2 separate regions of the Homo sapiens genome follow, and region 2 is linked to region 1. A link is a contact called in ENCODE Hi-C or POLR2A ChIA-PET data. All regions are on one chromosome and are shown on one strand. The core of a region is the stretch at or near the end of the contact, and the rest is flanking DNA. Distances in the headings are between cores, read along the strand shown. Region 1 holds the start of SHROOM2 (shroom family member 2). Region 2 overlaps SHROOM2 (shroom family member 2).

What was found. A loop is a pair of places that touch in the nucleus more often than their neighbours do. ChIA-PET counts read pairs that join two places held with the same protein, here RNA polymerase II (POLR2A). Pooled maps may share reads with other maps.
Region 2: a map of Calu3 shows a loop between it and region 1 (4-fold over the local background). The contact joins the enhancer-like site here to the promoter of SHROOM2 in region 1. A Hi-C loop is called at or near these places in 5 of 168 maps with a recorded cell type or tissue (Caco-2, Calu3, IMR-90 and 2 more) and 3 of 50 pooled maps. POLR2A ChIA-PET finds 5 or more read pairs at or near these places in 1 of 52 experiments (Caco-2).

The regions. Positions count from the first base shown.
Region 1 is chrX:9,785,097-9,787,796 of GRCh38, reverse strand. It overlaps SHROOM2 (shroom family member 2), which reads right to left and starts at 1,368. Exons shown (of 10, transcript NM_001649.4): 1 at 1,087-1,368. The coding sequence starts at 1,251.
Region 2 is chrX:9,864,893-9,867,592 of GRCh38, reverse strand. All of the region lies in intron 1 of SHROOM2 (shroom family member 2), which reads right to left. It also overlaps the pseudogene HMGN1P33. Among named protein-coding and RNA genes, the nearest start is that of SHROOM2, 80 kb to the right of the region's middle. RefSeq lists enhancers at 239-1,204, 1,205-2,171. Within about 2 kb of position 1,337, at least 3 of the 41 ENCODE cell types and tissues checked have a DNase peak (open chromatin) inside an H3K27ac peak, as active enhancers do; they include endothelial cell of umbilical vein, where a contact is called at or near this core.

The sequences.
Region 1 (2,700 bases), core at 119-2,618:
AACAAGGCTTCTCCAAATCCCTCCACAAAGTTTTGTAATCATAAAAGCGACAGAAAATATAGAATGGAAGACGCTGGTGTCTCATTTGCTATTTGAACAACAAAGCCATCCCACTTCCCAAACTGATTACCAGTGCGGCGGGTTAGGAATCACTTAATTTCTTCCTGCTGTGGAGAGGCAGGAAAGCCGAGAAAACCAGTAAATTATCTTCAAACGCTTCTAGTCGCCAAGAATCTTTACATTTTAAAAGGAACTTCGTCCACACGAAAGGTCCGACTCAACCCTTCCCAGAGAAAATGACCACTACACACTTTTAACTAGAACACAGGGTGACTGGACTGTTGTTTATGTGTTTGCTTTTACAAGTTCATACAGGTTCAACTGGTAAGTTTCCAGATGGATTTTGTTTTGAGACAATAAAATTCAATGTTCTAAAGCAAACCACACACACACACACAACATTCCTGATGAGATACATCTGGAATTTCTTTATTATTATTAGAACTCGGGTCCTGCTCTTAGGAAGCAGGCTTTCAGGTTTCTCTAAGTTTGCGCAGGTATCCAGTGCGCAGTGGATCTGGGACTGGAAGCCGAAAGTCAGTAAACATTGATGGGCTGAAGGGAATCGAGAAGTTGCGCTGGCGACAGCTGCTACTCTGGATTTCGTAGTGATCACAGGCACGGGTCCAAGGGGTGCCGAACCAGGGACCCCAGAGAGGCAAACATAGGTGGGGACGGCTCGGGGACACGTTCCTTCGCTGGCCTCCAGGCAGCCCCGCAGGTGCAGGCCGCCACTGGCGGGCCCGGGAGCGCCAGAGGACCCGGCCAGGCCCCTGCCCGGAGGAGGGAGGGGGAGGGGAAAGGGACTCCGGGCAGGAGCCATTTAAACTCTGCGAGGCGCGGGGAACCGCCAGGATCACACGCCCACGCCGGTCCCGGCGCCCAGGCCCGGCAGGTGACCCCAGCAGACGCGCGCGCCAGACCCGGGGGCGCGAGCCTACCGCCCCTCCCGCGCCCCTACCTCGACGCGCCCCGCAGGGCGGCCAGCTCCCGGCTGTCAGCGCCCGCGCCCCGCGGCCGCCTTACCTTGGTGATGACCAGCGGCTCGCCGTGCTCGCGGCCGCCCTTCAGGGTGAAGCCCCACGGGGCGCCGCCGCTCAGCTGCACCTCCACCAGGCGCCCGCCGTCCGCCGCCCGCGTCTCGGCCTCGGCCAGGCGCTCGGGCCGCGCGCGGGGCTCGGCGCCCTCCATGGCGCGACCGCTCAGCGTCCCTGGCCCGCGCCCATGCACTCCGGGCAGTCCCGGCCGTGGGATCGCAAGGGAGGCTCCGAGCGCCGCAGAACTTGCGCCGTAACTTGGAAAGAAAGTGCCGGCCCGGCGGCGGAGGGAGCCCGGAGGGCTGGCGGGGAGGGGGCGGGGCCGGGGCCGGGGCCGGGGCCGGGGCTGGCGGGGAGGGGGCGGGGCCGACGGGGGGCGGGGCGGGCGCGTTCGGGAGCTCGTACCGCGGGGCCGGTCACGGGGAGCGCGTCCAGAGGTCCAGCCCGCGGCCCGAAGGGTGAGGGACGGGGTCAGGTGCGCGCTCAGGGGCCCACGCGGCCGCTCGTACCGGGGAGAGCTGGAGAGGGGCGCGCCCCGGTTCTCTCGCCCGGTGGAGGGGAGCGGGCCGGGAGGGGCGCTCAGGCGCGCGCGCCGTTCAGCGGGTTCGGGGTCGGGGTCGAGGAGCGCGCGCCCCGGGGCTGGCGGAGCCAGCGCGGGCGAGGACGGGGGCGGAGGCCCCGGCGCCAGGTCGGGCCTTTCCTCCCGCGCCAGAGCTCTGCAGTGCTTCGAAGCTCTGGGCGCCCCCGCCCGCCGGTTGGAGGCCAGGACCGGGCAGGTGAGGCGGCAGGTGAGATGGGCGCGGGGTGGCGTGGCGGGAGTCTCCGGCCTCCTCCGTCTCGGGGCGCGCGGCCCGCCGGCGCCCACACTTTGTTCTCGCGCACCGCGGGCTGCCGCGCAGGTGAGAGCGGAAGCGCCGCGGGAGGCCCTGGTGCCCGCGCTGTGGCCGCTGCCCCGGGGCAGAGGGACCGCCCGTCCCGCGCGGCCCTGCGCGCACTCACACTCTGGACTTAGAGAGCCGGGAAGGGCGCCCCCCAGCAGCCTGAGCCGGGCGCGGGTCCGGCCTCTGGAGGGGCTTGGAAGGCGGGCGCAGAAGGACCGTGCCCCGTTTCCACGAGGGCCTTCCCACCTTCCCGCAGAGGCCTCCCACAGCCACCGCGCAGAAAGCCGTTGCGTCTAGATGCTGTCCCCACTCGCCTAGGATTGGACCACAAGGTCTTCAAGTTTCCCAGGTTTACATCCCCGAAAAGGGGAGGTGGAGGTCTGGGATTGGTGAAAGTTTGCGGACAACATGTGTGCCACCTCTTCCTGCTCGGTTTCAGTTTCCATGAAACTCTGGTCTAAAGTACCTGCATGGATAGGTATTTACATGCTTTGCAAAAAAGCTGTTTTCGTTGCTGTTTCTATACGTAGCTGAAGGCTGGTGAACACCTCTTTTCTCTAAGCAGCTCCATCCAGGCCCTTTTCAGAGGTGACGATGCTGGAGTACGCATCCAGGACAGGCCGGGAGAGCACTGGACAGAGAGTCAAGGGTCCCCGGGTCTGGGTTCTGCCACTGTCAAGCTGGGACAAGAAATCTCAGCTCTGGTCTGTTTCTTCAGAGGT
Region 2 (2,700 bases), core at 88-2,587, 80 kb before region 1:
CATGCGTGATAGCATCACAATGATGCTCATTTTGTCACAGTCCCAGGTCTACAAGGTAAGGAAGCACTTGGCACTGCACCGATTAGTGACAGCCGCTTAATGTCTGTGGAGTGCCAGAGCCACAAATGAGGAAGTTCTGTCCTGTAGTACTTAGGAAAAATCTTTGCTCTCACTTGCTCTAACCTCAAAAAGCCCCTCTACAAAAAGCTAGGAAGTCAATCATCCCCGACCCATGACGATGCCGGCCCAGGTGCCATGCTATGGGCACTCACAGACCCAAAGCACCAAGTCCACACACCCGGGCAAATACTGTTGTTTTAGTTATTAACTGATATTCTGTGTGGAAACTCACTCTTATGGCCCCGATTAGAGTTCAACGTCTCCTAACGTGCAGAATGCCTCATTGTTCTCATGGAAATGTTTTCTCTAGGAACAGCAGGAAAAAAACAGTTAATCAAAGTCTTTTATGGAACAAAGTTGTTGATACTTCGTTGAAGAGACAATCCAAATGAAGTCCCATAAGGGCAAGGGCATCCTGAGTGCAGCGGGGGAGCAGGCTCACGCTGAAAAGAATGGGGTCCCTGCAGTGGCAGCATGAGGGGGATGTGACCCTCTGTCTCGGGTGGAGATAAGAAGGCCTCCAAATAGAAACGGCAACTAGAAAAAGCTGGGAAGGCCTTCCGCAGAGGCTTCCCCGTGAAGAAGGGCGTGGAGGCAGGAGGCCTGAGGCATGAGTGTGTGTGCAGGGGAGTGTCTGAAGATAGGGCCGAAGTGGGGGAAGACGAGGACCCCGCCCTGGAATGGGAATCTGGACGCTGTCCTGCAGGCAGTGGGGGCCCAGCGAAGGCAGCCATGGCAGTGGAGGAGTGAACTCATCACTACAGCAGCTGCTTCTGGAAGACTCGTCTTATAGTCACACACAAATGAATTTATTTGGCAATAAGAATAAAACGACAAGGACAACGACCCTGATGGGCACTACCCCTACATCTCTGCAGAACTCCTGGGGTAAGAGGCAGAGAAAAATCACGGGAGTAATGCACCAACTCCAGAGGCTGGGAAGGAAGATCTGGACATGTCACCTGCCGCAGGGTTTTCAGCTTGAGGGATTTGGAAAATCACAGTGACCAGAAATCAAAATGAGAGGAGAGAAAGCAGTTTTTTTTTAAGTCCAATATCATATTTCAAGGGCTATGAGTCACACCTGCAATTGATCAATTCTGACCACCTCAACAATGCTTCGCTTTCCAGAGATAAAATATCTGCATGATGAGGACAAGCACTGAAGTCACCTCTCAGTCTGCTTAATTTATTGAGCTCGGCGTCTTCAGAAAGGAAACCTGACTCATCCAGGAAAGAGACACGTTGGGAAATAAATGAGAACACCTTGTCCACACTGAAGGTTCTCTGTGAGACAGACTTGTGCTCCGATAACAGGGAAGCCCCTAGAAGATGGAAATCCCCACCCAAATGTGTTGAGACTTAAAAAAAAAAAAAAAAAAAAAAAATTCCTGGCCCCTGCTGTGGTCCCAGAGGCCAGGGCAGGGAAGGGAGTTGCGGTGCATCCAGATTCATAAGGCTTTTGGGCAGCAGGCACCAGGCACCGCCAAGATGCCCAAGGGGAAGGTCAGGTCAGCCCCAGGGGTGGCCAAGGCACAGCCCAGAGGTCCGCCAGGCTGTCGGCTCAACCTGCTTCTGCAGAAGTGGAAATGAAGCCCAAAAAGGCAGCAGGAGGCCAGGCGCGGTGGCTCACGCTTGTAATCTCAGCACTTTGGGAGGGTGAGGTGGGCGAATCATGAGGTCAGGAGATCGAGACCATCCTGGCTAACATGGTGAAACCCCGTCTCTACTAAAAATACAAAAAATTATCCAGGTGTGGTGGCGGGCACCTGTAGTCCCAGCTACTCGGGAGGCTGAGGCAGGAGAATAGTGTGAACCTGGGAGGCAGAGCTTGCAGTGAGTCGAGATGGAGCCACTGCACTCCAGCCTGGGCAACACAGCGAGACTCCAACTCAAAAAAAAAAAAAAAAAAAAAAAAGGCAGCAGGAAAGGATAAATCCTTAGGGAAAAAAAGCACAAAAGAGAAAAGGGGGAGCAAAGGGCAAATGGGCTGAAGTGGCTCAGCAGGAACCTGAAGATTGACCTGCAGGAAGCGGAGTCTAAATGCAAGTAGAGTCCAGGCTCCCAGGAAGCAGGAGGGAAAGAAACCTGATTACTATCATACACTGCTCAGCAGCCCCTGTCTCCCTTCCCATATATGCCAGGGGAATACTTTCAGCAACTGTTTTGTAAATGCAAGTTTTTTAGTAGTTCTGTAAACATTTTTAAGGAGAGAATCCCACCTAATTCCATGTTTTAAGCATAAATGCTTTTTTTAAAAGAGGTGAAATCATTTGCTAGTTGTTTTTTGGTATATATTTTATGAGAGGCTTTGACTGTCTTGGGTGCTAGGCTGGGTGGACAGTTTTCATATCCTACAGCACAAAGCATACTGACTGGCAATTTGCAGTCATGGTCAGGCCTTTAATATGTCTTGAGCAGCTTAAATTACTTATACTCATAGGTTTGCTTTTTGTTTTTGAGACTGGGTCTCGCTCTGTTGCACAGGCTGGAGTGCAGTGGTGCGATCACAGCTCACTGCAGCCTCGAACTCCCAGGCTCAAGCGATCCTCCTGCCTCAGCCTCCCAAGAAGGTGGGAC